4 separate regions of the Homo sapiens genome follow, and regions 2, 3 and 4 are each linked to region 1. The links are chromatin loops, found by intact Hi-C in ENCODE. Cell type or tissue: Calu3. All regions are shown on one strand.

Region 1 (8,000 bases):
GTGTCATTAAACCAATTACTGTTTTTTAATAAAAAGATTCAGTAATGAAAGAGATATGTTATGTTTACATAGAAAATTTATGTTGCTCAATAAATGAAGGACCACTAAACTTTCAGCCAAGACATTAGAGTTTCTAATTGATGCAATAGATGTTTTTCTAACAATAAGTTAAATGAGCTCCCAGAACTCCTGGATCATGTGTTGCAGTGGGAGAACACAGAAAATGACAAAAAAAAAATAGTAAATATATATAGGATATAAGATTTTGGAAAGTACCGTAGAGAAAAACTAACCAGAATAAAGGGGTAGAGAGGGCTGGAGTTTGCACTGGGCTTGCTGTTTTATAAAAACTGAAAAGAGAAGCCCTCAGTGACTCAATATTCTTAAAATGTGCCATATTTAGAAGAGAATGATATTTTCTGGAATATCTCAGGAAAGGGTTAGAATCAAATCTTAAAATTAGCTAAGAATTGTTAAAATTTAGAGGAATAGGGATTCCCAGGAAGAGGAGAAAAACTAAGGATGTCCTGGGCAGAAGATACAGCACATACAAAAACAGCCACCTTTGTTCAGAAAAGAGTGAGAGGTTGGATGTGAGAGGATGGATATTTCTCTTTAAGGGGAAGTGATAGGATGTGAAGTCATAGGTGTTAGAATGGACAAGAAAAAGCTTGGTAGAGCATGACAAGAAGTTTGGAATGAAACCTAGGCTTGCTGGGACCACAGTTTAAAGTGGACAGGAGTGTGGCATAAAGGTGTTTTCATCTGATAATTTGTTTTGAAATCAGAGCTGTTTTATGTACTAATTTAATCAATTGCATGTTATTCTATCTTTTCTATTACTTTCTAGATGATGTTCCAATTAATGGAACGTAAACACAATAATTTTTTAAAATATTTTTTAAAAACAATGAGAACAAGTATTGGCAATAATGAAAGAATGGATACTGTCAATTATTGATGTAAATTAGTACAATTTAGTACAATTAGTAAATTAATACAATTAAATATGAGAGGATACCCACTAAAGTGCACAACTATACAGAGTAATCAATAAGAGAACAGCTGCAGAACCACAAAGACATGAAAGGGCTGGAGCAGCTGCAGCTGCTTCACACAGGAGGGGGATAGAGCAGCAATAAGGAATGGAAAGTGTCAGCCAAGGAAGAATAGGGGTCCTCATTTTAGGCAAGAGGACAAGGGTGATGGAAAGAGTGAGGGTGGCAAATCCCAGGAGCTGCAAGAATCTTGGCTTGACCTCCAAATGGGCAGATTAGAGTGCAAGGGGAACAATCAGGGTAGGTCAGGATGAACCTGGAAATCTGCAAAGAAAAGTCCACTTGATATGGGCAAAAGCTGTAGGCAAGAGGGGCAAAGGAGAAAGGAGCACAGGTGGGTGTAAGGCAGACGAATAGTAGTCCAGCAGTGGGCATGCAGGGTGGGCTTGGGCATGCGTGGCGTGGCAGGGCAGAGTGAGCTTGCATTTGTTGAATGATACTATTGACCTCAGAGCACTGTGTGTGTGTATGGGTTACCTGAGTCGATCTTTGAAGAAATCACAGGCGCTAATTAGCGTCACCCTCACCTGACTCTCCAGAAAAGGAAACAGAGATCCAGAGAAGTAACTTGGTCAGAGTCAGACAGCAGCTAGAAGTGATGTGGGTGGGCCTTGGACTCCAGTTCTGAGGAGCCTCCTAGCCCATGGCCTCTCCTCTCCAGAACAGCACTCAGGGTGCAGCAGACATTGGGCATAGTAAGTTTAGTAAGTTTCATCAGCGCAAAATGTGGAATGAGTTTCCTTGTTAAACGGACAAACTGACACAAAATTCCTGCTCTCCAATCTTTTTTTTTTTGAGACAGAGTTTCACTCTTGTTGCCCAGGCTGGAGTGCAATGGTGCGATCTTGGCTCACCACAACCTCTGCTTCCTGGGTACAAGCGATTCTCCTGCCTCAGCCTCCCGAGTAGCTGGGATTACAGGCATGCGCCACCATGCCTGGCTAGTTTTGCATTTTTAGTAGAGACGGGGTTTCTCTATGTTGGTTAGGCTGGGCTTGAACTCCCGACCTCAGGTGATCCACCTCAGCCTCCCAAAGTGCTGAGACTACAGGCATGAGCCACCACGCCCGGCCCCAATCTATTTATATTTTATAGTTGATAAATTAACTAAAAATAGGAAAGTCCATAATCCCATCATTTAAAACACCAAGCAGCTTCTCCTGTATCATGTCTCATTTTACGAAGCTACATTCACAGTATCAGTACCATTTGTTGTTGTGTTTTTAAGTGTTTTCGGTGTTCCAACAACAATTTCATATTTATTGTTTGGGAGTTGAATAACATTTTATTGATTTGATACACTATAAGATAGTTTTTAAGGTTTGGGGTTATTATAGAAAATATTGCAATGAATAGTTCCTTACAAATATATTTCTGCTTCTCTTAAAGCAAAAATCCCACAGAAGGAGCGACAAGATTGAAGGATATAACCATCTTTTTGCCCCTTGCACACATTGGCACATAGCTGTCCAAAAGGCTTGTGCTAATTTGAAAGCCAAACAACAGTAAACAAGAAAACAATTTCCCTACATAATCTCAGTTGTACAAGGTATTCTCTTTAATCTTTAGTACCTGTTAAGTTGATAGCTCAAAGTTGCTGCAGTTTTTATTTTTTAAAAGTTCGAGCAAAGATGAATGTATTTTCATGTCTTCGCTCACTCAGCGTTTTCCCTTGTGTAGATTTTTTTTTTGTCGTCTATTAAAGTTTTGAGATTTTCCTCTTTCATTTCTTTTTCTATGTGAACTGCAAAGAGAAGAAACTAGAATGAAAACTGTGCCTCTAGCTGTGTTTGTTACTTGGGCTTTTTTTTTTTTTACACCCTCTTTCAGAAAGACTTAAAAGGCATTACTGATGCCTTTGTTTGTAAACCTCACCTTACTCTGAAATAATTGGTGTAGATCAAAGGAAGTAGAGGGATGCGTGCAGAGTGATCAGCTGATAACCATTTTTCCTTTCATTTACCCAACATAGTCGCTTTCACATTAGAGAGATCACACACAAGGTTTATTTTCTGCTGATAGGCAGCCCACTCCATTTTGGTGGGAAGATGGAAGGGGAAAACCTTATCTTCAGAGTGGAATGGAAATCAATGAAAAGAACTGTCTGTTTGCTCTAAGGAATGGAGTGGAATATAGTGGGGAAGGGAGGCGGAGAAGGGATATTTGTTTTTCCTTAAGTGGTTATAATTAAAACCTTCCACCCAATTGCTCTGTGAACCGGAAAAAGTATTTGTGAAGTTGTGTGTGTGTTTTTTAGAACATCACAAAGGAGCCTTGCAGCCCTCTGATTAGAAAACTTGCTCTCCAGTGGCACCTTGTGGGAAGTGAGTTATCCTGCAAGTTGGATATTTAGTTTTAGGATTAAACTAAATAGCCTCTGGTAGTTGTGCACTTCCTACCCATTACCTACTTCCCCTCCTAAAACAGCAAGGAATTTGTGAAGAATTATGTCAGCGATTGAATGTATGTGTAACAGTCTCTAGACTGTAAGCTGTATCTCCATGTACATATTCCAGAGTTGTGTATCAAACTAAGTAGCTGTATTGATTGTTAATGTTGTTTCATTAAAGTAATCTGTGGAATTTTGAAGATCACTCATTCAAGAAAGCACTAATTTATGGCTTTAAATTTTTATTTTCAAGGTGGAAACAAGTTAACGTACCAGAATTTTCGTCTGAATTGGGCATGGATCTCCTTTGAAAAGGAATATTACCTGGTCAATGAGGACTCCAAATTTCTAGATGTTGTTCTTAAACGTAGAGGTTACTTGGGAGAAACTTCTTTTATAAGTAAGTTTAATTTTTTATTTCTGTTTTAAAATTTTATTTTTCTAGCAAAGGTTTATAATTCTACAGTGATTAAAGTATCAGTTTAGTTCACTTAGAGCTTAAAGTTAAAATTTAAAAGTTCTCTAACTGCTAAAGAAACAAGCAACAGGTTTGTGTCAAGGTACTTATCTCTTCAAGCCTTCTGTGTACATATGATCTTTTTCTGGTATAAAAATTGGCAGGAACACTAATAAGTTACGAAACAAAAATAAATGTCACTAGATCTTAGAATGAGCTTAGGCAAATCTGTAATTTACCCGTAAGATAAAAGTTTTCTGAAACATGAGTATCGTGACCTTTCTTTGTAACAACAGTAAATTGTTAAATACTAATGATTTTCTTCTGCTTTACTTCGTTTAAATAAAACTAAGAGTCAGAAGCAAACGAATGAAACCTTTTTTCAACTCCAATTCAAGTTCATATTTGTTTTGTTTTGTTTGAGACGGAGGCTCGCTCTGTTGCCCAGGTTGGAGTGCAGTGGCGTGATCTCAGCTCACTGCAAGCTCCGCCTCCCAGGTTCACGCCATTCTCCTGCCTCAGCCTCTCAAGTAGCTGGGACTACAGGTGCCCACCACCATACCCAGCTAATTTTTTGTATTTTTAGTAGAGACGGGGTTTCACCGTGTTAGCCAGGATAGTCTCGATCTCCTGACCTCGTAATCTGCCCACCTCGGCCTCCCAAAGTGCTGGGATTACAGGCGTGAGCCACCGCGCCCGGCCTCAAGTTCATATTTGATTTTCATAGAAGCATAAAATAAAGTTGGCAGTATATTGGTACTTTTAAGCAGCAATATGGTTGGCACAAAATATTTAATATGTTGATAAAAATGGCAGCACCTGAAGCAACTATATTGTTTTTGGTACCATATATTTTATAGACATCTAGACCAATGGAATTTGCATGGGATAAAAAGAGATTTCATTGAGTGAGATTATCAACTAAGGTGGCAATCTGGGAAAATGTTGGCAAAGTAAAAAGTTAGTAAACCTATGCTTGTCTCCAAATGATTATTTTGAAATTTTACTGGGTCCATGAACTTCCAGATCCTCAAAGAGTAGACCTCTATGCACAGAAATACACACCCCTGCCACCCCCAACATCCCTCCCTGACACCCCCACACATCCCGCTGTAATTTTGCTGCAGCCAGAACCCCACCACTCTTTTTGATTTCCCCTGACATGTTTTGATTCTGAATATTAATTACCCCTTACTTTTAAAATTCTTTTTTTTTCCTTTTAACTTTAGAAGACCAGGTTTTCACACGACACTTTCCCTGTCTTTGAGGTTGCTCTGGTTGCAGGGGGGCTGGTCTCCCCGCGGCCTCACCCCCAGCCTCTGCTTCCATCTTCATTTTGCATGAGCCTCCACCTGGCTGTGCTTCTCATGCTTTGTATTTAGCCTAGGATATTCTGAGCACTCTCACTGCGCTCTCTTTTAGGGACATATTCTCTGTGCACATGTGCACATCCTGTCTTATCATCAGGGAGTGATTCGTCTTAACTCTGCTTTGTACTTGAACATATAGCAAATAAATCATGGGGAAAATGATAACTAAAAAACAGAGCACCTTACCGATTATTAAAAATAGGTTTATCTATTTTTTACCTGAGTTCCCACTCCTGGTGAGTTTATTTAATTTTTCACTCACAACAGGCCCCTGGATAACATTGGGAAAGTTAACAGTAGAAAAAGATTGTAAAATTATTTTTTTGCCTTTTTTTTTCTCCACTGCCTCTTTTTTCTTAAGCTGGATGCCAAAATGTCAAACAAGAGCTCTTTTTGTTGTTATTTTTTTCAATGCACTATTATTTTCTACGAATGTGGGGTTAACGGCAGTTCTACAAAGGCTCATAGGCTTTACTTGGTTCACTTCACATGGTTACTTAGTAACCTGGGGTGATAGAAAATTGGGAAGCCTTCTGTGTGTGGCCCACATCCTTCAGTCATTGAAGATGGTAACGGAATTCATGCTAGGACCTGGAATGGAAACCAGATTAAAATGAAGGGTAGCCTCATACAAGTTTTACAATGAATACGTTGCTTATAACTGTGCCCATACAACCTCTGCTTTTATTTATGGACTTTTAGAATGAGATAGATTGCATTATAGCAAAAGACAGAGTATCGCTTGAGTACAGCTAAGAAACCATGAATTACTGAAATTTGTAGATGTATATTCTCAAAGATTATTATTCATTTTATAACCACTAAAACTAATAAACTAGATATGTATTTATATTCCACATTAGTATATGCATTTCAAAGCTCTTATTGCTACCAGTTATTGAATATTTATTAAAGGCAAGGTACTTCATACGTACATTAAGCACTTTATCTATCTCTTTTATACCTTACATCCATCCTTTATTCCCTGACTCAACAAATATTTTATTGAGTACTCATTACATACCAGGGGCTGTGTTAGGTAGTGAACTATGAAGAAACAATGATAGCTAATGTTTATTGAGTTATTTGCTGGGCCTACTTCCCAATACCCTACCTAGGTCAACTCCATGAGAAGAGTACCATGAGGTGAGGAAATAGAGAGGCTGTGACATGTTTAAAGTTAGCCAGCTAGTAAGGGGCAGAGCTGAGATTGGGCAAAAGGCCCATGCTCTTAATCACTGCACCATAGTGCTTCATAAATCCTCCACTGAGATAAGTTAATAACTTGCCTACGATCCCACAACTGTTATATGGCCTGGATGGGATATAAAATCTATTCTCTCCTTCCACAAACACCCTGTTTAACCACTTTGTTATTTTTCTATGTCAGAGGAAAAGATCCAATTGCAGTTTCATTTAATAACAAAAGTGAAAAATTATAGGTGTTTTTAGCAGCAACAATTGGGATATGGTATTGCAACTCATTTAATATCAGATGGTATTGCAACTCATTTAATATTAGATGGCTTGACTATCGTGCAGGAAGGAGGACTAGTTGGAACTAGCAGACATTCATTGTATCACACTTACTCAATTTTTATTTTTAACTCCCTTTTGAAACTCCAAAAAAAACAAATAATGCATTGCTGATGAAAGAAAACAAAACAGAAAAGTGAGCAGTAGCTATCAGAGGCAAACTAACAGATTTTGCTGGTGATGCCACTGGGGATAGATGGGTCAGTGAGCAGCATGTGTTCTGGAACCTCAGAGAGAATGATTCCTTTCATCAGCATCTTGGCAGTGAATTGTAGTGGATCCAAGAGGTGCTGACAACCAACTCTGTGTGCACAAGGAACCAGAGAGCTGTCAGGAAGTCTACAGCATTCAACAAGATATGCAGCCCTGCAATTCCTGGTTCTGTGCCCTTTTTTCTCTTGCCATTAAATGAATCATGTTTTACCTGCTACTGTAAAAGAAAAATATGATGCAATATTTATGTTAGTTATTGTTCTGAGATCTGTAAGACAGAAATATTTTTAATAAAATCTTTTTCATCTTCACTTTAAGATTAAAATAACAGTCATTGATATATTCCTATATATAAATACATATTCAAATGACTCTTATATAAGCACTACGAAGGCAAGAGTTTTTGTCTGTTTTGTTCTCTGATACAGCCCCAGCACATGGAATAGAGCCTGGCATGGAATAAGTACTCAATGAATATTTGTGGTTGAATGGATCTTATTTAGTTCAGTTTCATTTCTAGTTTGAAGAACAAAAGGAATTTTTCAAAAGTATAATTTTTAACTAAATGCAAAATCTTCCAAATAACTTATTTTCAAGATTTAAAAAATCTATCACAAGACTTTATTTTTCCCTCTTTTATTTATTTATTTATGCATTTATGTATTTTTAATTTTTGAGGCAGGCTCTCACTCACCCAGGCTGGAGCACAGTGGCATAATCACAACTCACTACAGTCTTGACCTCCTAGGGCTCAGGTGATCCACCTCAGCCTCCCCAGTAGCAAGGACTACAGGCATGCGCCACCACACCCAGCTAATTTTTGTCTTTTTTGTAGAGATGGGGTTTCACCATGTTTCCCAGGATGGTCTGGAACTCCTGGGCTCAAGTGATCCACCCACCTCGCCCTTCCAAACTGCTGGGATGATAAACCTGAGCCACCATGCCCAGCCTTATTTTTCCAACTCTTTTACATCTGT
Region 2 (8,000 bases), 170 kb before region 1:
TTAATCATCTGTCTTTAATGCTACCTATGTAGCTCAGCTATATTTCTTCTTGAATTTTGTTTTGTGTTTCGGCATGTCTTTGTTCCCTCACCAGACTATAAACTAGGGGATAAGGGGCTCCTGCCTATTCATTTTTGTATTTATGTTTGTTTACTTGTCTATTTTTTCTTTGAAGTATGTGAACTACTTACTTCATCAACATTATTAAAGTTGAATTTTCTCCTGCATGCATTTTAATACACAGCCACGTGTGGCATAATGACGTTTTGGTCAAAGAAGAACCATGGGCCGGGCACGGTGGCTCACGCCTGTAATCCCAACATTTTGGGAAGCTGAGGCAGGCAGATCACGAGGTCAGGAGATTGAGAACATCCTGGCCAAAATGGTGAAACCCCGTATCTACTAAAAATACAAAAATTGGCTGGGCATGGTGGTGCACACCTGTTGTCCCAGCTACTAGGGAGCCTGAGGCAGCAGAATCACTTGAACCCAGGATGCGGAGGTTGCAGTGAGTCGAGATTGCACCACTGCACTCCAGCCTGGTGACAGAGTGAGAGTCGGACTCAAAAATAAATAAATGAATAAATAAATAAATAAATGGGACCGCATGTATGATAGTGGTCCTGTAAGACAAAAAATCCTATCCCTTAGTGATGTAGTAGCTGTCCTAATGCAGTGGCATAATACATTACTCATGTGTTTTTGGTGTTGCTGGTGTAAACAAACCTATTGCACTGTCAATGGTATAAAAGTATAGCACATACAATTATGCACAATACATAATACTTGATAATGCTGATAAGTGACTACGTTAATGGTTTATGTATTTACTATATTATGCTTTTTAATCATTATTTTAGCATGTATTCCTTCTAATTATAAAAAAGCATCAAACTGCCTCAGGCAGTTCTTTCAGGAGGCATCCAGAAGAAGGCATTGTTATCACAGGAGATGAGAGCTCCACGGGTGTCATTGCCCCTGCAGACCTTCCAGTGGAACAAGATGTAGAGGCGGAAGACAGTGATATTGATGATCCTGACCCTGTGTAGGCCTAGGCTTATGTGTGCATTTGTGTTTTAGTGTTTAGTAAGAAAAGTTTAAAAAGTAAAAAATAATAAAAGCTTAAAAATAGAAGAAAGCTTATAGGACAAGAATATAAAGAAAGAATTTTTATACAACTATATGTGTTTGTGTTTTAAGCTAAGCATTATTACAGAAAAGTTTAAACATTTTTTAAAAATTCAAAAGCTTATAAGGTTAAAAATTTACAGTAAGCTAAGGCTAATGTATTTTTGGAGAAAGAAAAATATTTTTGTATTGAATAAATTTTGGGTAGCCTAAGTGAACAGTGTTTATAGAGTCTATAGTAGTGTACAGTAATGGCCTAGGTCTTCACACTCATTCACTACTTACTCGCTGACTCACCCAGAGCAACTCCCACTCTCCTGTAAGCTCCATTCGTGGTAAGTGCCCTACACAGGTGTGCCATTTTTAACCTTTTATATTTTAACTGTACCTTTTCTATGTTTAGATATAAAAATTATTATATTGTGTTACAATTGCCTACAGTGTTCAGTAAAGTAACAAGCTGCACAGGTTTGTAGCTTAGAAGCAATAGGCTATTCCATATAGCCTAGGTGTGTAGTAGGCTATACCACCTAGGTTTGTGTAAGTGCACCCCAAGATATTCTCACAATGACAAAATCCCCTAGTGATGCATTTCTGAGAATGTATTCTCATCATTAATAAACTGGAAAAATACAAATGATGTCACATACCTAATTACTGTTTCTCTGACATTTTAAAAATATATAATTGGATTTTTTGCTAAGTATAAAATAAGTATAGCAGAGTATAAAAGTATGTGTTTCACTGACACGTTAAGAATGGAATTTGAAGTAGGGTTTTTCTGGAACACTCTGTGCAGAGACCAGCTCTCAACAACCAGCACTTATTCCCAACTTCAAAGTAAGCCCTCTTCCCCTTAGGCTGGAAGGTAGCAACATGAAGCAACCTCAGCTTTCCAGCTATTATTCGTAGTCTTCAAACATGGTCATTTTAGGCAAGCCCTATATGGAGTACAAGCTCTTCAAAGGAACCAGAAGCATATCTAGGCTTAAAATATCACTCACCAGAAAGATAAAGATGCTTTGGCAAGGTTGTGTCATTTGATCGTTAGTTCTTTCATAAGTGCCATTAAGTACCTCTTTGGCCAAGCATCAGATTTAACAAACAATGTGTAATTCAAATCTCCAACGAGATTGGGCAGGAATGTGTGCTGACTAATCAAGGTATCGGCAAAATGAGAAAGCAAAGCACTTTGGCCCGGCACTGGGCTCCACCTGCCTATCACTAGCACAGTGATAGTGTGGGGCTGGTTCAGGCCAGGGCTATTGTATATACAGCATCCAAAAATAGGAAGGAATGAGCCTCAGTTTGCTATACCTGATGTGATCATTATGGTCTTTCTTCACAGAAATTTGGCTAAATTTAACACAAATTAGAATAACAATTAAAAATTAATATATAACTAGATGCCAGTGAAAAGCTAATAGCCTTCTGATGACCTTAAATAAAACATTCCTAGAGGGAAAGAAACCACTACTGAGCATCTCCAATATGTCAGACTCAACACTAGGCCCTTTAGGTAAAGGCATCTGCTTTAATTTTTGCAATAATCCTAGTCATTTGTATTGTTATACCTACTTCACAGATGAGGAAAGTGAGGCTCAGAGAAGTTATATAACTTTTTTTCAATATCTCATGGTGAGAGAGTATCAAAGCCAACATTTGCACTCAACAAAATCTAATTTCCATTCCATCACAGCAAACACACCTCTACTTTACTCAAGGCATCAATATTTCTTTGTCTTAAGCCCCCCCTTTTATATTTTTATTTCTGTCTTCTATATATACTTCTTTCTATGGCTTTTGCCCTTAGGTTTTCTAAAACCTTAAGAAAAATAATCATTCTTCATTACATGTTTCCCAAGATTTTGTCCATAACTTTTAAAAAATTCAACCAGGTTCAGATAAAATTCTAGATTCCTATTCTCTGATAAACGGTTTCTTATACAAGAAACTCAGTTTCCAAACTAACCAATCAACCATGTTTCAGATAAAATTCTGGATTCCTATTCTCTGATAAACAAACACTTTCTTATACAAGAAACTCAGTTTCCAAACTAACCAATCAACCATGTTTCAATGGACTCAGAAAAATAAAAGGCACTGAACTTTGTGATGGCTGCTTCATTGGAAAGAGCAATTAAAAGAAGCTCTCACGATTAGCAATGGATGCAAATGTGTCTTGGTTATATTTTGCTTACATTCATGCATAAAAAGTTAAAACTTCATCCTGTACCCAGACAAAACCAGTTAACCCTGGTTTTGTGTGGAAAGCAAATACTTCACTCAACTTTCAGAGGATGTTTTTTCCTAATTTTATTTTTCAGACAAATGAGCGATAGCAACTAGAGAACAAATTGGTGGCAAGGTTTTAAATTTCTGGAAATGTTTTCCAATTATATGTTAGTTATATGAGATCATTTATTTTCAGATATGTGCCAAGATTTGAAATTTCAGACTTTGGGATTTTAGATTAAAGATAAGCCACAAATATTTGTAATTGGACTAAGTGTTTCTATTAGCCAGTCAGTCTCACTACCACCTCCTCACACCCCTCTACACACAGCACTTCATTCAAGACTTCTATACCTGCTGTATTGTCTTTCTACCCAATCCCTGTTATCATCTGGCCAATGGCATCATCAGTGGCAACCCATATGGTCCCAGAAAGCCAGCCTCTTGATCTCCAAGAGTCATCACCTCCATCCCCCATTCCATTACAGGTATCACTGATCACAGCCCTAACTAAACCAGCTGACTTATCTTCCAGAATGGCTCTTCTTCATAATTCTCAAATCCAGACTAATGACAACCTGCTACAATCATGACTATCTCACTCAATTATTCACACTACACCAATTCTTCCACCACTTCGACACCTCTGATTTTGCTATCTCCAAACCTAAGAGTGTTTACCTATCTTTACTTTCTTTTATTTTTTTAATTTTACTTTAAGCTCTGGGATACATGTGCAGAATGTTCAGGTTTGTTAGTTAGGTATACATGTGCCATGGTGGTTTACTGCATCTATCAACCGGTCATCTAGGTTTTAAGCCATGCATGCATTAGGTATTTGTCCTAATGCTCTCCCTCCCCTTGTCCCCCACCCCCCAACAGGCCCTGGTGTGTGATGTTCCCCTCCCCGTGTTCATGTGTTCTCACTGTTCAACTGTCACTTATGAGTGAGAACACGTGGTGTTTGGTTTTCTGTTCCTGTGTTAGTTTGCTGAGAATGATGGTTTCCAGCTTCATTCATGTCCCTGCAAAGGACATGAACTCATTCTTTTTTATGGCTGCATAGTACTCCATGGTTCCATGGTGTATATGTGCCACATTTTCTTTATCCACTCTATCAGTGATGGGCATTTGGGTTGGTTCCAAGTCTTTGTTATTATAAATAGTGCTGCAATAAACTTTCATGTACATGTGTCTTTATAGTAGAATGATTGATAATCTATTGGGTATATACCCAGTAATGGGATTGCCAGGTCAAATGGTATTTCTGGTTCTACACCCTTGAGGAATCACCACACCATCTTCCACAATGGTTGAACTAATTTATCAACAGTGTAAAGGTGTTCCTATTTCTCCACAGCCTCGCTAGCATGTGTTGTTTCCTGATTTTTTAATGATTGCCATTCTAACTGGCGTGAGATTGTATCTCATTGTGGTTTTTATTTGCATTTCTCTAATGACCAGTGATGATGAGCTTTTTTTCGTATGTTTCTTGGCCACATAAATGTCTTCTTTTGAGAAGTGTCTGTTCATATCCTTCGCCCACTCTTTTATGGGGTTGTTTGTTTTTTTTTTTCTTGTAAATTTGTTTAAGCTCCCTTTAGGATGGGAGAAAATTTTTGCAGCCTACCTATCTGAAAAGGTCTAATATCCTATCTTTACTTTCTTCAATTCAACCTGGATTCCAGAGCAATTACTTTTTTCACTGGCTTGCCACTTTCTCCAACTATCTTGCCCTACTCCCATTCACAGATGCTTGCGAGACCCCCACTGCCAATCTCGAGGCTTCCAGGAACAGCCTGGAAAATAATCACACAATGTCCTCTCAGGAGAGTTTTTCTCCTTACCCATGGGGGTAGGGTACTTATCTGAACCAGGCCTTTAGTTACCACCCTTTCCTTTCCCAGGAAGTTCTCCTTTTCTCTAGAGATGTTCCCTCAACCTTGCTTAACTTTCTAGAACTTACTAGCTAACCATCTTCTCCTCTCCCACACTTTATTTATTTATTTGAGAAATATTTATTGAACACCTACTATTTGCCAGATCCTAATCTAAGCACATGGCCTCAAATCCTAATTGCAAAGAAAAGGAAACTCATTACAGAGACAATTCTTCACATTTTTTGCCATGTAAGATACTACAAACTACCCATCTTTTCTTTCTTTCTTCTAGAGAAAACGATTCCCACCCGCTCCCTACTGAAGATGCTTCTATCTTTCCACTGGTGCTTGGATTTGCAGTTTCTTCCAGCCTGCTCTCCTTTACCCTCAACCTCTTGCTTTCCACTGGTTCCATTTAACAAGCATGAAAACATTCTCAATTTCTCTCAGTATAAACAAAAAAACCTCTCTGGCTGTACTTTCCATTCCAGTGACTATCTCTTCTTTTTGATCCACTTTCTCACTTCCCATTTACTTCTTAGCCTTGTATGCTTCCTTTCCCACCACTCTATTATGTCATTATACACCAAGATTTCCAGGGCTCTCTTGTTGCTTTAGCCAATAGACTAAATAAATAAATAAATAGATGCTCTTTAGTTTACTTTGCCTTTCTGAAATGTGTGACGCTCTTGACCATTCTCTCTCCCTTGATGTCACAGACACCTTGTACTTTTGGTTTTCTTTTTATCCTCTTAGATATCTTCTTGGTGGTTTCCTTATCCTCTCTTCCCTTTGTCTTCGGGTTTAAGTCCACATCCACTAACCTGCCAAACCAGCCCTTCAATTTTACCTTTTCTTTTCCCCAGGGGCTCCTGATCTCTTCATTATAACACATAAAGTTTCACTTTTCCTTCTTCCCAGCATCTTCCCTTTCTACTATTGTCTGGCAAGGTCTATTCAGTCACAGACATTGCCTTCTCTAAGCTTCCTCCCCATCCAGTCACTAATCACACTGCACTGAAATTGCCTGTGTCCCCACTGGATGGTGAACTTCTTAAAAGCAAGGGTTATGAGGCATGTACCATTTCGTCTTCAACATAGGATCTGGCAAACAGATGTTCAATTATTTTAAATTTATTTAATTTATGAATTCTGGACATTTGTGTCTTTTCCCTGTACCTAACTCTGACTTTCCTTGATACTATATTCTCCCATAACATTTCTCAAAGATGTAGGCTACATATTTGATGCTCAGCCATTAAACAATTTCTCTCTTAAGTTTAGTGTTAGAGGTACACATTATTAACTTCAAAATATTTCAGTTGGCCATGATATTATGAGTCAATAACATGAAGCCAACCTACACTAGAGTTTATTATTGTTATAATAAATTCTAGTTGAGCTAAAATATTCTCTTAGGTTTAAAGAATTAAGTCACACATATAACAACATGCCACAAAGTCTACCATTAAAATAGTAAGGTACTACACATGAACAAACAGATAGACCAATGGAGAAAAACCAAAAATTCTCAAAATATATGTGGACACTGTATTGATTTCCTATTGCTGCTCTAACAAGTTACCACAAACCTAGTGGCTTATACCAACACAAATGTATTATCATACAGATCTGTAACAAGAAGTCCAACACACATCTCACTGGACCAAATGAAGGTCTAGCCATGGCTGCATCTCTTCTTGGAGGCTCTATGGAAGGACACATTTCCTTGTCCTTTCCAGCCTCTGGAGGCTGCTGTATTCCTTGGCTCATGGATCTCTTTCTCCATCTTTAAGCCAGCAACACAGCATCTCCTTGACCCTTATTCCATCATCACATCTTTCTCTGACTATAGCCAGAAATGGCTCTCCTCTTTTAAGAATTTCTGTGATATGACTGGGCACACCCAAGTAATTTAGGACAGTCTTTTATTAGATATATAATCACAAATCACTGGGAAAAAATGATTTATTAATAAATGATGTTGGATCAACTAAAGAGCCATTTGGAAAAAGCTAAATTATATTTATATCTCACACTATTCACAAGAATAAACTCCCTGCCTTAGAGCTGTAAGTGTAAAAACGTGAACTCATATACATATACCTAAAAATGAGAAAACATAAAAAATAAATACATTTGACTTTATGATAAAATGTGAAAATGTAAATGACAAATTATGACTATATTTTTCAGGGTTTTTTTTTTGCAGTTTTAACTAGGAAGAAAAAGGGACTAATATCCCTGAGATTAAATGAGAAAAATAACTATAGTCATGTGTCCCTTAATGACAGGGATATATTCTGAGAAATGCATCATTAGGTGATTTCGTCATTGTGTGAACATCATAGGGTGTACTTGCACAAACCTATGGTATGGTCTACTTCACGGCTAGGCTGTATGGTATAGCCTATTGCTCCTGGGCTACAAACCTGTAGGGCATGTTACTATGCTGAATACTGTAGGCAATTGTAACAGGATGGTAAGTATTTGTGTGTCTAAACAGATCTTAACATAGAAAAGGTAATGTGTTTCACTATAACTTTACATCACTAAGCACTAGGAATTTTTCAGTTCCATTATAATATTATGAAATCGCTGTCATTTATATAGTCCATCATTTACCAAAACATTGCTATGTGTCACACAACTAAATAAAAAATAGAAAAGAATATTACAATTTTTACTAAATGGGCAAAAAAAAATGAATAGACAGTTCATGGAAAAATAAAAGCAAAAATCCCTGTACATATGGGA
Region 3 (8,000 bases), 110 kb after region 1:
GCATCTCAGCTCAAGGTAATCACTGTGCAAACACATTTTATCAACTGGCAATTGCTTTTGCTAGGAACAACATGATAGAGAATTGATTTTTTAAATGTGTTCTTAGTAGCTAAAGCTACCACCATAAAATATTGCCAAGTCCCTGCATTTTTCTTTGTAAATGAAAATCAACACACTCTGTAAGGGTTTTCTGCCTTCTCCAACCTCCCAATTTCGATTATTTACCTTATTAGTTAACAGGATAGTTATCTGTTAACAGCAATGAAGTGTGATTAACTTTTATGCAGCTAGACTACATCTAGCTTCAGCTATTATTAAAACTATATCTGATTTTGCCATCTCATTTATTTGTACATTCATTCATTAAAGAAATATTCCATGAACACCTACTCTGTGCCAGGGAACATACCAAGTACTCATGAGGACACCAGACATGAAGCTTACGGAGGAACAAAGTCGTTACAAGAGTCAGATCATCACTCATAAAAGTTAAGAATTTTACTTGCCAAGAAAAACAAATTTGGAATTTCTCTAATGATATTTAACTCTAAAATCATTTTAATAGTTTCTAAAATATAAACACAGATAAATAGCAGGAAAAGCAAAATAGAGATGAATTAAATAAATGATTCCACTCTACCTTTGTGTGTGACACCTATTTTGTAAATAAAATTTAAAGTTGTTTGGGTTCACAATAAAAAACACTTTAGATGCAAAATGGTTATTAAAGTTAAATTAAGTTCTTAGAACTATCAGATAGTTTGGTAGTTTTTCTCTTGAAAACAATTTTTTAAAATAATTGAAGACTGCAGATCATTTGATCTTTTATTGTCCTGGCTAGCTGTTTTGCGACATAGAATCTTAACTCTCCCATTTGTTTACAGGTAAACAGCGACTGATAACATCGTTCAGTGTGCATGAATAAGCTACAGAAATGCAACCCCAATCACAGTTTTCACTTAAAACATGAAATTATAATGTACTTATCAGAAGACATAGAATAATTTTGGAAAAGTAAACAAATTTTTTTCTTAGTTGCTTTAGGGAATAATTATGCCTCTTTTTTACTATGTATTTGATTTAGATATATGAAACTTTGAGGCTGGAATATACTTGAGGTCATTTTTCCATCCCATTGTTTTATACTTTGTACACTGATACTCTTTTATATGTAAGCCACTCTCAATTATTTTGCAGGATATATACTTACCCCAGTGTGTAGCAGAATAAATTTGACAGTGTGTTACTTTTTCCATGGTATTTGCATTTTACACTTTCCTTTTAAATATGGAATTTAAAGTATTGCTTGCCTTTGATGAAGAAACTTCAAACAGCAATAGGGACATATGAAATCACTCATTGTGTCTCGGTTTCTTTAAGATTTGACAGATATTTATTTCAGTATAAACAAATACCTCGAAAAGTCCTGTGATACAGGCTGAAAGAAAATTAAGTGCTTTTTAAGTTGACATCTAAATGTTAGAATGATTGCATTGCACTCTTCACTTTTGAAGAAGGTAGGTGATCTAGATGGTCAAGATAGTTTCATTTAGGCTCCAGTTCCTCCAGGTAGAGATTCTAAGTAGACAGAAAGAAGACCTAGCCATGGGTACTAAGAAAATGCAATGGAATGCTGATTCTGTGTCCAAAAATGATCAAGCTCTAGTTTACCACAACATCAAATAAAATCAAATCAGAATTAGTTGGGGAGCTGTACTCCAAGTAACTTATTCATAGGAAGTGAGTATTAGTAATTCCCTCCAAAATAGCATACTCAGTAACATTTGATGGATAGAATATAACATTGGAAAAAATTATTCTTAGCACCTATAAAGCTTAATTGGAAATCTATTCCTAAAACCTAATTATTTTTTAAAATCATGGTTTATTAAAATTGTAAGGTAAAATATTAATCTTAAGGACTAGTGGCATATGGGTTGACTTAGTCACCGTCCATTTCCCTGCACTTCAAAATCAATTGCTCAATGAGGTAATAACAGCCGCCCATAGAAACTACTGTCTCAAAGGACTTTTAATGCAAAGCACCTCTCCTGCTGGCCAGGCTAGCAGGTAAGAGGGAATGCTAACTACTATACTATACAGCTAAGAATGAAATAACTGGTTTGGTTGATGGTTCTTTTCTATATATTTTTATTAGGGATTCAGGTCATCATTTTTGTGACATGAGCAGTTTACTTTTAACTTCATAAGAATGTTCTAAATTATAGTTCTCATGATTTAAATTATTTGCTAACTCATGCCTGTGATTCTTGTTGTGAGCTGTGTGGAAGGAGAACTAGACCATAATCAGACAGCCTGACTCAAACTTCTATGGAGTGTGATCTGACCTAAGTCCTTTCCTCTTGTGTAGAAGAGGCTAGTTGTATTTGTCCTACTATTGTGCAGAGCTATTTTGAGAATGAAATATGATAGCCTTTGTTAGATGACCTTAGGACTGCCTTCATCTTTGTTTGGAATACGATGAAGTAAGACAGAATAGAAAAAAAACATGGGCCAAAAGCTGAGTTCTGATCTTGTCCGAGCCATTCAGGAGGTTTAGAGAATACTGTGGGACATTTACCTTTTTCCTTTGAGTCTTAATTTTATCTTTGTCTCTTTCTATCCGTCATCCATTGACCATCCAACTATCCATCCATACATGCAAAATAATTATGGTGGAGAGTGAAAATATTAAATAGTGTTTATTCAGAAACTAGTACAGTTTCTGAAATATGGTAAGTACTCAATATATAAATATTAGTTTATCCTCCACTATTCCCAACCCATCTGCTAAACACCAGAAGGAGGAAAGTATAAAATTCAAGGCAAGACACTTCATTTCAACTAATTATTCTTGAGATATTATAAATGTTATATGTTATTAGTAAATATATTTGCTTCCAGATCTATGTTTCATATTCCCTTAATAAAAAAGTAGCTCATAGCAGCATTTTTTATAATAGCCAAAAACTGGAAACAACCCAAATGGCCATGAAGTGATAAATAGATAAATGAAATGTAATATGTGCATACAATGGGCTGCAATTCATTAACAGGGGAATTAAGTATTGAAACGTGCTCAAACATGGATGCACCTTGAAAACATTATGCTAAATGAAAGAAATCTATCACAAAAAAACACATTTTGTATGATTCCATTTATATGAAATGTCCAGGATAGACAAATACATAAAGACCTAGTGGTTTCCAGGGACTGACGGGGAGGAGGGATTGGGGGTGACTGCTAATAAGTACAGGCTTCCTTTTGGAGGTGATGAAAATCTTCTAAAATTGATTGTGTTGGTTGCACAGCTCCTTAAATATACTAAGAACCATTGAACTGTTTACTTTAAATAGGTGAATTACATGGTATGTAAACTATCTTCATAAAACTGCTCTAAAGAGGATTTTGTAAGTATAGTATGCTCAAAATAATGCACTGTCTTAAGGATTTCTGGTACATATCCTTTGTTGCCAATGAAGGTAATTAGTAACAACTATTTAATCGATCCAAAATTAAGTGAGGGGAAAATAGTGTTATAAAATGCTGTCATTTCCTCTTCTCAATGATTACTCAAAATCTTCAGTTAAGCGAAAAGAGAAAATGGCTTGTACAAAATTAGGCCCACTTAGTTAACACTGAGTCATGTTGATTGATGTAATTTTGTTGTTTTAGGTCCTAAACCTAGTGCAGTCCTATGTGACCCTTCGAGTCCCTCTGTATGTTTCCTACGTGTTCCATTCCCCCGTGGGGGTAGGAGGCTGGCAGCATTTTGACTTGAAGTCAGAGCTTCGTCTAACTTTTGTGTACGACACCGCCATCTTGTGGAATGATGGAATTGGCAGCCCCCCAGAGGCTGAACTTCAAGGTGAGTTCAGAAGACTTGGAAAATTCTATAGTTTTGTAACCTATTTAAACTATTTAAGACGATTTTTTTTTGCCATTGCTAAAAGTAGTACTAGCAAATTTCAGTATATTTTCATTTTCTATCTATAATAAGATAATTTCACCTTTTTCATCAAAAAACTCTTTAAACCATATTAGGGCTTTAAATTTTGTGCAATATGTGATTATTAAATATGACTTTATATATTTCATGGATATTTTATCCTTGCGATCTATTTTAGGTGATTAATTATTTATGTGTTACATAACACAACATATATATTTTTCTGAATTCTAGAAAATGGATAGAGGAAGCTCCAACGAAAGCAAGAAATGACCAAGGGAAAAAGTTACACATTTTTATTTCTGAAAAAAAGAGGTGCATTTAAATTAAATACAAATTATGGCCTGAATTCTAGTCATGACTCTACAACTAACTAGCTGTGAGATCTCAAGCATATTGCTTAACCTTTCTGGGACTTAACTTTTTCTGAATGATAGACACAACTTCTAATATCTCTTTCTGATGTAAAATTCTATTACTCTGGGGTACTTTAGTTGAATGTCTGCGAACTCGGATTGTGAATGCCACTAGTTCGAGTTCGCGAGCATTTGCAAAACTTGGTTTCAATCTCCATGTTAGACTCATAGTTCAAAGTCCACAAGCATCAATCTAATCCATTAGTAGGACGAGTGCTTTTTCTTTTTCAGACATGTATTACTGTTCCGATTCCACAAACATCCATAGTGTCATGCCAGTACTGCATTTTACTAGCCAGCAGGAAAACAGAGTTAATAGTGCACCTCAAATGTAAATCTACTCTCTTAAGTGGATTAAAACCTATTTATGCTCTGTTCATTTTGTTGTTGTCTTTTTTTCTCCATGTTTCATTTTGAATAGTTTCTATTTTAGAGCTATGTGACAGGTAATATGATAACCCTGAGTTATGATTCCAAATTATTTCAAATGTTTTAAGTCCGTGTCTTGTTTTAGAAGATGTATATTTAAGTTAATCTTAATGAGGATTTTTCTGTGGTTCCCAACCTCCACATAGGATCTCTTGTTTCCATCTGATTTCTGGAGCCAAATTTTATCAAACTGCTAAATTTCTTGGGAAAGCTTCAGAGGTTTCTTTAAGTCTATAAAATTAGGAATAATTCTGGATAACTCAAACCTATTTCTATTTACATGTCCGAATCTCCATCATTTTGACAATTTTGTCATGCCTCTCAATTTACAGCTTCATTTTTATAAACTCAGATTTTAAAAAAACTTGGTCTATTGTAAGTAATCTGTGTATTTCATAGTGACTTCACTCATGTTACTTAATAATTCATTTTGGCTCCCTTTTCTGCTTAGAAAAGAAAATGAAGATACTTCTGCCTCTGTTATTCAGAATTCTTCTGATAATACCCTTTGCCCAGAATGTTTAAAGACAAGTCAAACCTGAATTAATTTTTGGAAGGAATCTGTACATAAGGGGTCTCTGGCTACATATATTTTCATTCTTGGTACTCTCCCCATTATAGGTTCTCTCTATCCAACCAGCATGCGCATCGGTGATGAGGGGCGCTTGGCCGTGCACTTCAAGACAGAGGCTCAGTTCCATGGCTTATTTGTGCTGTCACATCCCGGTAAGCCCCGTTATCTTTTAACAACCACTCCTCACACAAAAAGGAGGTAGATTTTCCATCTTCACACATTTCAGCGTGCTTCTCTGTTACCACTGAAGCCCTTAATCTCAAATGAATTGTACATGTGGGATTATCTCCATGAGAGCTTGATAATTGTTCAGCTTCACCTCATAATCCACAAAATTATCATTATGCAGACTTTCAGAGAAAATGCAAAATAATTAGAGTAAAATTAAAAGGAAACCCTATTGAGTTCATTTTAAGTAAAGTTTTCCTTAAAGAGCATAGGAATAATCATTTCTTTCTCTGCTTTGCTTCCATTGTACAAATCGAATTGCAGATGATTCATTCAGCAAGCACTTCTCTTTTCACAGCTTTTTGCTAGGTACTGTGAGAAACCCTTTTAATAGGGTCAGAGGAGGTACTTCACTTTCATATTTAAGTTTTGGACATGTTAATTATGTTTAATAAGTATTGGCTATGCAATTTTACTAACTGTGATTCGCTGTGCTTTGAATATCAACAAGGCAGCAGTCGATAAAATCCCACGTCTAACTTCATTTGTTTTTTGTTTTTTTTTAACAAGGACATTTCACTAGAAAGAGCTTATTTTTTATTTGACTCTCCATATTACCAGTTTAGTAACATGGAGAGTCAAATAAAAAATAAGCCATTTTTCTGCCAGCTTATATTAGATTGGGAAAGGGAAAATAGTTCACTCAACATCTTTATAGCTTTTCTTTTTCTGGACTTGAACTCTAACAAAAGAGAATAGGGCTGAATAATTAGGAAGAGAAAGAGGCTTCATTGTATTTTTATGGAACTGAGCTACAAGAAAGAAAGAACCCAAAAAAATCATTTTGCTTTATTGTATTTGACAGTTCTGGAAAATGAGGATTTTCTGGTCTATACAGTTTTCTTCTACATGCCTACCTTTCTAATAAACTGAATCTTTGTGTAGCCATGATTGCAGGCAATCTAACTAAAATCAGACTCCATTCATAAATTGGGTTTGCCCAGCTGTGTGGATACTAATAGACTATTTTAAGTTCAGCTCGTAACTTCAGTGCACAATAAATGCATTCACATCACCCTTTATTGTGCTGCTGTGACTCCCCAGAAAGTAGCTCTGAACAATTTGAGCATTTCTGTACAATTATCTTTTGACAAAACTATAGAGCAGAAACAGTACTGAAGTAGGAATCAGAAAGTCACATCCTAGCTGTGTGATCTTTGGAAAGTCACACAGTCACTCACAGCCCAGTTTCTTCATCTGCCAGAGGAGGATAATTATACTAACCATGACTGCTTTGCAGCCTTCTTATAAAAACAGAAGCAAATAATGTATGATCATTTATTTTGAAAACTCTAAACTGTTATGCACTCTTTTAATTGAACCACTATATCATTATTATAATTACTGGCACTTTCCTAGCATCCTTTACAAGCTCAGTGATCATGTCAGCTGATCATCCAGGCCTGACATTTTCCCTCCGCCTCATAAGGAGTGAACCAACCTATAACCAGCCAGTACAGCAGTGGAGCTTTGTCTCTGACTTTGCCGTAAGTGACTAAGACTCTTAATTAATTTTCTTCTGCTGCTGCCATCTGATTACACCTCAGATTTTTAAATGTAATATATCAATATCTTCTCCTCAAAGGTACGTGACTACTCAGGGACCTATACTGTGAAGCTGGTGCCATGCACTGCCCCATCACATCAGGAATACCGCCTGCCAGTCACCTGCAACCCCAGAGAACCTGTCACCTTTGACCTTGACATCCGATTCCAACAGGTGTGGCTTATAGAATTACTATCTTATGACTTGCAGAATCCCACTTTGTTTTTCATTTATTAGTAAAAAAAAAAAAAATCCACACGTGAATGACTTTAATTCTTGCATGCTGAAAAGAAAAGAAATCAGACAGTTAAGGAAGCTAGGGATAAAAGAATGAGGAGAGATTTGCCCTTTATCTGTTGTTAGTACAGGATGTAAAATTCAGAGTTTAAATGTATGCAATGGTTATTTTTTTCTTATCTGATCTTATCTTGTGTCCTCCTGAAGTTTGCTGTCTTGGAGATTTGAGAATTTTCCCCGCACTTCTGCATTTCTTTTCTTGTTCTTCTCTAAAGAGAATGAAATCCTGTAGCTCAAACCACCTCAAAGTACCTAATTGCCATTATGTATTATAAAAAATGTGATGGCATCTTTTTTTCAAGAATTTTTACTGTTGGCCTTCTACTGACAATGATATTTACAAGTCCTTTATATACCCCAATAAACCAGTGGAAATGAGCTCAAGCAATGCTGTTTAGTCCCATTCAAAAAATGACTTGATCCCACCAGTTTTGCCTTCTCAAGGACAAAAGCAATGTTACAACTCTCTGAGTTAGCTTGGTAGGGTGTGAAAATTGCGATGCAGTGTTTAGTGTTCTACAGTGTACGGTGAATGTATGTATCTGTGAACAGTATGTTTG
Region 4 (8,000 bases), 150 kb after region 1:
TAAGTTTAGATAAAAGAGAATATATATGTGTAATGCTCTTGACATTAGTCTAATAAAAAGTGCAATTAATATTAGTCTATGGAATATACATCTTTCAGAAGGGCAACGTTTTCTTTTACTAGTTACAAAGGTTACACAATTCAAGTCATATTTTGCAACAAACGCATTATTTTCTAATTCTTAGCAAAACTCTGACCTTTATAAGAGTTCAATCAGTTTTTTCACTTTGGTAGAATTCTCCTTAAAATACACTTTCCATTTTCCTCTTTTGGAAAATTAAAATTTTAAATACATTCCATGTTATTAACTTTTCGGGACAGAATTTTAAATATGTACCTGAAGAAAGTGGTACTGTCACATAATATGTGAAAATTCTACTGGCAAAATATTAAGTAGAAATATTATTCTATCTGCATTGCAACTAATTTTTTTACATATGAATAAAAAATCTTCCTTTCCATATGGGAAACAAAGATTTTTAAAATTTACTTGAAAAAAGAATATAGATTAAAACCAGTTTACAAACTTGGTTTCTTTGTTTCATGACCTTCTAGAATTAGAAACAAAGAAAACAATATACAGCCTTTTAATTGTAACTTTTATGCTTTTCAAAAAGTAGTAGCATTTTTTGAAACATCTAATTAACTGTAGTTCTCTACTTAATTATGAAATTGTGTGGGGATACTTCAAACTATATTGCAAGTGTTCCCATCTAGAATGTTTTTATTTAAATCTTTTGTGCAAAAGGTGTTCTCTCACTAAATGCCCAGAAAAGGTTCTAAAATTCTTTACTAAACATAATATTTTTGGTGACAATGACAATATGATATACAATGCCTTTACAAGTTTTTTGACCAATAGCTTTTGCAATATTTTAAGAGATAGTTTTCCATAATCTTTCTGTGATCATAACATTATAGACAGGCCTTATAAAACTAGTGACATGACAATAGAATTATGAGAAAAATTTTATAAAAGTGATAACTCAATATCAGATAAAGGGAGAAGGCTTTATTGAAAGAAATTTACTTTATCATTAATGAACACTATGTAAAATGTACATTTTTACGTGACTTGAATTAAAAAACTCTTAAAGTAACATTGTTATCTTTCCCCCAAAAGTTCTTCTTATACTTCCTATCTGTAATAGATTGTATTAATTTCTTTATACCCCATTCACAAATACATTCATAGTACATAAATTTTACTAGATAAAAATGAAGTACCTTTCTCATCAGCTTGCTTGTTTTTATGCTAAAGAAATAACTCTCTAGATAAAGAATATTTTTTGTATAACAAATTTAAGTAGAGGACTTTTTTTCTCTTTTGGTAGAAGTAGTTGCCCAACCTTGGGATGGCCTCCTCCTACATACATTTTTTTTAGCCTTTCACTGACCCTTGAACACTTTACCAGTTGCTGAGGGCAACTGCCTTTGGGTAAGAAACACCAGATCAGATATAAAAGCTCAGAGGGTAAAGAAACAGACTCAGAACACGGGAGATGCTCTGAGAGGGGCACCCGAAAACACTGGAAAATGATCTTGAGTGTTAATGACTCCAGTGTTGTCCTGGCTGTTGGGAGGCTGCGGTGGTTTTACCCATATTCACAAGGGGGAAATGAAAACTATTAAATAACTTTTTTTTTTTTTTCTGAGACAGAGTTTTGTTCTTGTTGCCCAGGCTAGAGGGCAATGGTGCAATCTCGGCTCACTGCAACCTCTGCCTCCTGGGTTCAAGCAATTCTCCTGCCTCAGCCTCCCGAGTAGCTAGGATTACAGGTGCTCGCCACTGCGACCAGCTAATTTTTGTATTTTTAGCAGGGACGGGGTTTGTCCACGTTGGCCAAGCTGGTCTCAAACTCCTGACCTCAGTTGATCCATCCTCCTCGGCCTCCTAAAGTGCTGGGATTACAGGCGTGAGCCACCACACCCGGCCTAAATGACTTTTTAAAATTCCCTTTTATTTTATTCTTGCTTTCCCATTAAATCACACATTTTCCTCACATTTCTATGAATAGAAATTCAGAACTTTTATCCCTGGAATTTTTACTGAGTGACTTAATACAGTACCTGGCACAGATTATGGAAAGGAAAAGGAGAGAAAAATGTCTTGGTGACATTAATCATTGTCCTGTTTGGTTAGAAAAGGGTGCCATTAATGGCTTTTGAAGTGTGTAGAATAATAGCCTAGCAGAAAATAAATATTGCCAGAGGAAATAGAAAAGCTTAATAAACTGCTAATTTTTATGTTATGCATAATACTAAATCAAAAGTTCCGTTAGTTCTGTATGGAGTGAAATACTTAAATATTTTAAATAAAAACGCTCCTGCTTTCTCCATGGCCTGTTTATTCAGCTTGAGATTATGTTTCAGTTGGTGGAGGTAGCTTGAAGTCCAACATTAATAAGGAAAGCACAACCGCAACTTTGTTTATACTTTTTTATTTAAAAAAAAAGTAAATAGGCCAGGCGCAGTGGCTCATGCCTCTAATCCCAGCACACTGGGAGGCCAAGGCAGGTGAATCACCTGAGGTCAGGAGTTCGAGACCAGCTTGACCAACATGGAGAAACCCCACCTCTACTGAAAATACAAAATTAGCCAGGTGTGGTGGTGGCATATGCCTGTAATCCCAGCTATTCGGGAGGCTGGGGCAGGAGAATCACTTGAACCCAGGAGGTGGATGTTGCAGTGAGCTGAGATCGCACCATTGCACTCCAGCCTGGGCAACAAGAGTGAAACTCTATCTCAAAAAAAATTAAATTAAACTAAATTAAATAGAACAAAGCCAGGAAATCATGTTGCCAGAGGGCTCAGGAGGGTCTCCAGATACCTGTGAGACCGCAGCCCCACCTGGCGTCCAGATTCTTGACACCATCACTACGAAGAATTCAGGGACAAAGGCTCAAGAAGCTTTTATTGCAAAGTGAAAGTACACACAGGAGAAGAGGACAGATGTGTCCGTGACAATGAGTCATGCACAACAGAATTTGGGGTTTCTGATTTTACGGGTGTTCAATTGAAAGGTGGAATCATCATTAGATATTCTGAAAAAGGAGGGGATATCAGGGACCTCTGCTAACCACCCCCTTTCTCCCTTGTTTGGGTTTCCTCAGAAGAGTCATGGACATGCCACCTTGACCGGGATTTTGGCCATTTTCTCTCTCTTAGTTTTATTGCCCTAAATTCTAGCCATACCAATGGCTTTCAGTGCTCCAAATACATCCCTCCATGCCTGGGTACTTTAGCCATGCTTTCCCCAGTCAGTGATGGTGGGCTAGGCACCTTCCAAGGCAAATGCTCACATACTCTCAGGACCTACCTCTAACACTTCCAGGGCCATGACTCAGAGGTTCCTCCAGAAGCCATGTAGATTACTCCCCAATTCCCCTTACTCCATGCATCTCGTACATCTCTATTCAATGCCATACCATACTGAATTAGAATTGCCTGTTTTAAGAGTGTTTCACAGGCACTCTTGTAGATGCATTTCAAAACTCTGAAAAGTGACTGATACGGAGCTGGTCTTGACTCAATAAATCCCTCAATCTTTTCTCCCGGTCCCATCACCTTGCCTACGTTTTTCTCTTGCCTGAGCCTTAACAGGTAGCACTCACTGTCTTCTGGGATGGCTCTGCTTATAAGATTCTTGAGGATGCCATTCAGAAATACTTGTATTTAAAGAGTATGTGAGATGATGAATTTGCTTAACTGTAATAATCATTTCACTATGTATAAATATGTCAATATATCATGTTGTGCTTCTTAAATTTATACAATTAATAAACTAAAACTTTTTTTAAAAGCCAAAACTAATTGTGTTTAGGAAACCAATTTAGAGATTTTAAAAATTAGCCCTCAAAGACATTTTCAAGCATGTTCTTTCACCACCCTTGTACAATTCACTCATTACCTGGGAAAAATTAAGCATTTGGCACTGAGGAATAATTCAGAGCAACAATTCTAGGGGAAAACGAGAGAGCTGAGTTGGTGATCAAAAAGAACTCAAGCCAACTTTAAAGGCAATTAGCTCCTAGCATTGCAACCACGGCATCAGAGGTGGGGCCTGCCCTCTGTCTTGCACTCATCCCCTTCAGGCTGAGCAAGGTGTTATTTTTAACTAGTTTGTGAATTATAATTCCCTTCACCCTTATGTTAATCATTACCTATTTCACAGGGATGCCCTTATGTAATGAAAAAACCATACAGGATAGTTTGTCTCATGGCGCCCTCTAGTGATAATACAAAGATCACAAACAAAGAAAGTTAATTCACCCAGTGCCAGAATGTGCCAAGAGTAATAGTACTTTTCTTTTCTTTTCTTTTTTTTTTTTGTTTTTGTTTTTGTTTTTTTGGAGACGGAGTCTGGCTTTGTCGGCCAGGCTGGAGTGCAGTGGCGCGATCTCGGCTCATTGCAACCTCCGCCTCCCGGGTTCAAGCGATTCTCCTGCCTCAGCCTCCAGAGTAACTGGGACTGCAGGAGCACGCCGCCATGGCTAATTTTTTTGTATTTTTAGTAGAGACGGGGTTTCGCCGTGTTGCCCAGACTGGTCTCGAACTCCTGAGCTCAGGCAATCCGCCCGCCTCGGCCTCCCAAAGTAGTAGGATTACAGGCGTGAGCCACCGGACCCGGCCGTACTTGACTTTTGAAAAATAAAACTTTCTTTACTCACAGATTACATTATTGAACAACTAGAAAATCCTATCAACAACAAGAACAATACAAACTTCTGGAACTAATAAGTGAGTTTGGCAAGGTCTCAAAATACAAGGTTAATATGCAAAAGTCCATTTCTTTCATATATATCAGTAAAGAGCAATTAGAATTTGAAATTTTAAAAAATACAATTTACAACAGCATCAAAAATAATGAAATACAATTATACATCTAACAAAGTATGTACAGGATATATATGTGAAAAAACTACAAAACACGTATGAAAGGCAACAAAGAATATTTAAATAAATGGAGAGAGAGTACATGTTTATATATTGGAAGAAAACATTTTTTAATAATTTCAACTTGTATTTTAGATTCAGGGGGTACATGTGCAGGTTTGTTACATGGCTATATTGCTTGATGCTGAGGTTTGGAATGTGATTGATTCCATCACCCAGGTACTGAGCAAAGCACTCAAGAGTTAGTTTTCCACACACTGACTCCCTCTTTCCCTCTCCCATTTAATAGTCCCATCATTTATTGTTGCCACATTTACAGCCATGAGTACCCAATGTTTAGCTCCACTTATAAGTAAGAACATGCAGTATTTAGTTTTCTGTTAATTTTATGTTAATTCGCTTAAGATAATGGCATCCAGCTGCATCCATGTTGCTGCAAAGAATATGATCTCATTCTTGTTCATGGCCATAGTGTATATGTACCACATTTTCTTTATTCAGTCGACCGTGGATGGGCACCTAGGTTTATTCCATGTCTTTGCTATTGTGAAAAGTGCTGTGATGAACATACGAGTGCATAGGTCTTTCTGGAAGAATGATTTATTTTCTTTTGTATATATACCCAGCATTGGAATTGCCGGGTTGAACGGTGGTTCTAAGTTTTTTGAGAAATCTCCAAACGGCTTTCCATGGTATCTGAACTAATTTATATTCCCACCAGCAGTGTATAAGCATTCCCTTTTCTCTGCAGCCTTGCCAGCATCTGTCATTTTTTATTTTTGTTTTGTTGTTGTTGTTGTTGTTGTTGAGACGGAAGCTCGCTCTGCTCTGTCGCCCAGGAAGGAGTGCAGCGGCGTGATCTTGGCTCACTGCAACCTCCGCCTCCTAGGTTCCAGTGATTCTCCTGCCTCAGCCTCCCGAGTAGCTGGGAGTACAGGTGTGTGCCACCACGCCCAGCTAACTTTTTGTATTTTTAGTACAGACGGGGTTTCACCGTGTTAGCCAGCATGGTCTCGATCTCCTGATCTCGTGATCTGCCCGCCTGGGCCTCCCAAAGTGCTGGGATAACAGGTGTGAGTCACCACGCCCGGCCCTTTTTTTTTATTTTTAGTGATAGCCATTCTGGCTGGTGTGAGATGGTATCTCATCGTGGTTTTGATTTGCATTTCTCTGATGATTAGTGAGGTTGAGTATTTTTTTTTTTTCGTATGTTTGTTGGCCACTTCTATGTCTTTCTTGAGAAGTGTCTGTGCCCACTTTTTAATGGGGTCATTTTGTCTTTTGCTTGTTGAATTGTTTAGGCTCCTTATAGATTCTGGATATTAGACCTTTTTCAGATGCATAGTTTGCAAATATTTTCTCTCATTCTGTAGGTCATCTGTTTACATTGTTGATAGTTTCTTTGCTGTGCAGAAGCTCCAGTTTAATTGGGTTCCACTTGTCAATTTTTGTTTCTGTTGCAAGTGCTTTTGAGAACTCCAAATTCTTTCCCAAGGCCAATATACAGAATGGTATTTCCTAGGTTTTCTCCTAAGACTCTTATAGTTTGAAGTGTTACATTTAAATCCTTAATCCATCCTGAGTTAATTTTGTTTTTTTTTTTGAGATGGAGTTTCGCTCTTTCGCCCATGCTAGAGTGCAGTGTGGCATGATCTCAGCTCACTGCAACCTCCGCCTTCTGGTTTCAAGAAATTCTCCTGTCTCAGCCTCCTGAGTAGCTGGGATTACAGGTGCTTGCCACCACACCTGGTTAATTTTTGTATTTTTTTTAGTAGAGATGGGGTTTCACCATGTTGGCCAAGCTGGTCTCAAACTCCTGACCTCGTGATCCGCCCGCCTCGGCCTCTCAAAGTGCTGGGATTACAGATGTGAGCCACCGCGCCTGGCCTTGAGTTAACTTTTGTATATGGTAAAAGGTAGGGAGGGTCCAGTTTCAATCTTCTGCATACGGCTAGCCGGTTATCCCAGCACCATTTATTGAATAGGAAGTCCTTTCCCCATTGTTTATTTTTGTCTAATTTTTTGTAGATCAGATGGGTATAGGTGTGCAGATTTCTTTCTGGAGTCTCTGTTTTGTTCCATTGGTCTATGTGTCTATTTTTGTGCCAGTTCCATGTTGTTTTGGTTACTGTAGCCTGACAGTATATAGCATAAAGTTTAGTATAAAGTCAGGTCGTGTGATGCCTTAAGCTTTGTTCTTTTTGCTTAGAACTTCTTGGGCTATTTGGGCTCTTTCTTGGTTCCATATGAGGATTAGAATAGTTTTTTCTAATTCTGTGAAAAATGGCATTGGTAGTTTGATAGGAATAGTATTGCATCTGTAAATTGCTTTGGGCAGTGTGGCCATTTTAACAATAGTGATTCTTCCAATCCATGAGCATGGAATGCTTTTCCATTTATTTGTGTCATCTCTGATTTCTTTCAGCAGTGTTTTGTAGTTCTCTTAGTAGAGATTCTTCACTTCCTTACTTAGATGTATTCCTAAGTACTTTTTTATGGCTATTGTAAGTGAGATTGCATTCTTGATTTGGCTCTGAGTTTGAATGTTACTGGTATATATCAATGCTACTAATTTTTGTGCATTGATTTTGTATCCTGAAACTCTGCTGAAATTGAAATTATTTGCCAGTTCTGGGAGCCTTTTGGCAGAGTCTTTAGGGTTCTCTAGGTATAGAATCATATCATCAGTAAAGAGAGAGAGTTTGACTTCCTCTTTTCCTATTTGGATGCATTTTATTTCTTTCTCTTGCCTGATTGCTCCAACTTGGACTTATAGTACTATGTAGAATAGGAGTGGTGAGAGAGGACATCCTTGTATTACTCTAAAAGGAATGCTTCCAGCTTTTGCCCATTCAGCATGATGTTGGCAAATAAATTTGTCATAGATTGCTCTTATTAGTTTGAGGTTTGTTCCTTTGATGTCTAGATTGTTGAGGATTTTTATCATGAAGGGATGCTTGATTTTATCAAAAGCTTTGTCCACATCTATGGATATAATCATGTGGTTTATGGTTTTAATTCTGTTTATATGGTGAATCACATTTATTGATTTGCATTTGTTGAGCCAACCTTGCATCTCAGGAATAAAGTCTACTTAATCACAGT

Evidence for each region. Hi-C counts contacts between places; a loop is a spot of excess contacts. Peaks named below come from ENCODE experiments on the same cell type or tissue, not always from the same donor. Only the 100,000 strongest peaks of a DNase experiment are listed, where the experiment ranks them.
Region 2: a loop joins it to region 1, with 5 times the contacts of the local background. A loop is called at or near these places in 2 of 110 quality-filtered maps.
Region 3: it touches region 1 in a loop (2.6-fold over the local background); 9 of 110 quality-filtered maps call a loop at or near these places.
Region 4: a loop joins it to region 1, with 3 times the contacts of the local background. A loop is called at or near these places in 8 of 110 quality-filtered maps.

What each region holds. Positions count from the first base shown.
Region 1 is chr13:38,760,604-38,768,603 of GRCh38, forward strand. FREM2 (FRAS1 related extracellular matrix 2) reads left to right here. Exons shown (of 24, transcript NM_207361.6): 3 at 3,701-3,847. Among named protein-coding and RNA genes, the nearest start is that of FREM2-AS1, 63 kb to the right of the region's middle. In Calu3, no CTCF peak of the experiment used is centred here; a DNase peak (open chromatin) is centred at 3,368.
Region 2 is chr13:38,589,012-38,597,011 of GRCh38, forward strand. All of the region lies in intron 2 of LINC00437 (long intergenic non-protein coding RNA 437), which reads right to left. Among named protein-coding and RNA genes, the nearest start is that of LINC00366, 25 kb to the left of the region's middle. In Calu3, no CTCF peak of the experiment used is centred here; no DNase peak of the experiment used is centred here.
Region 3 is chr13:38,869,066-38,877,065 of GRCh38, forward strand. It overlaps FREM2 (FRAS1 related extracellular matrix 2), which reads left to right. Exons shown (of 24, transcript NM_207361.6): 17 at 3,677-3,869; 18 at 5,417-5,521; 19 at 6,957-7,084; 20 at 7,183-7,317. Among named protein-coding and RNA genes, the nearest start is that of FREM2-AS1, 45 kb to the left of the region's middle. RefSeq lists a silencer at 3,752-3,841. In Calu3, no CTCF peak of the experiment used is centred here; a DNase peak (open chromatin) is centred at 3,806.
Region 4 is chr13:38,911,402-38,919,401 of GRCh38, forward strand. It overlaps the pseudogene ANKRD26P2. Among named protein-coding and RNA genes, the nearest start is that of STOML3, 75 kb to the right of the region's middle. In Calu3, a CTCF peak has its summit at 4,221 (motif pointing left); no DNase peak of the experiment used is centred here.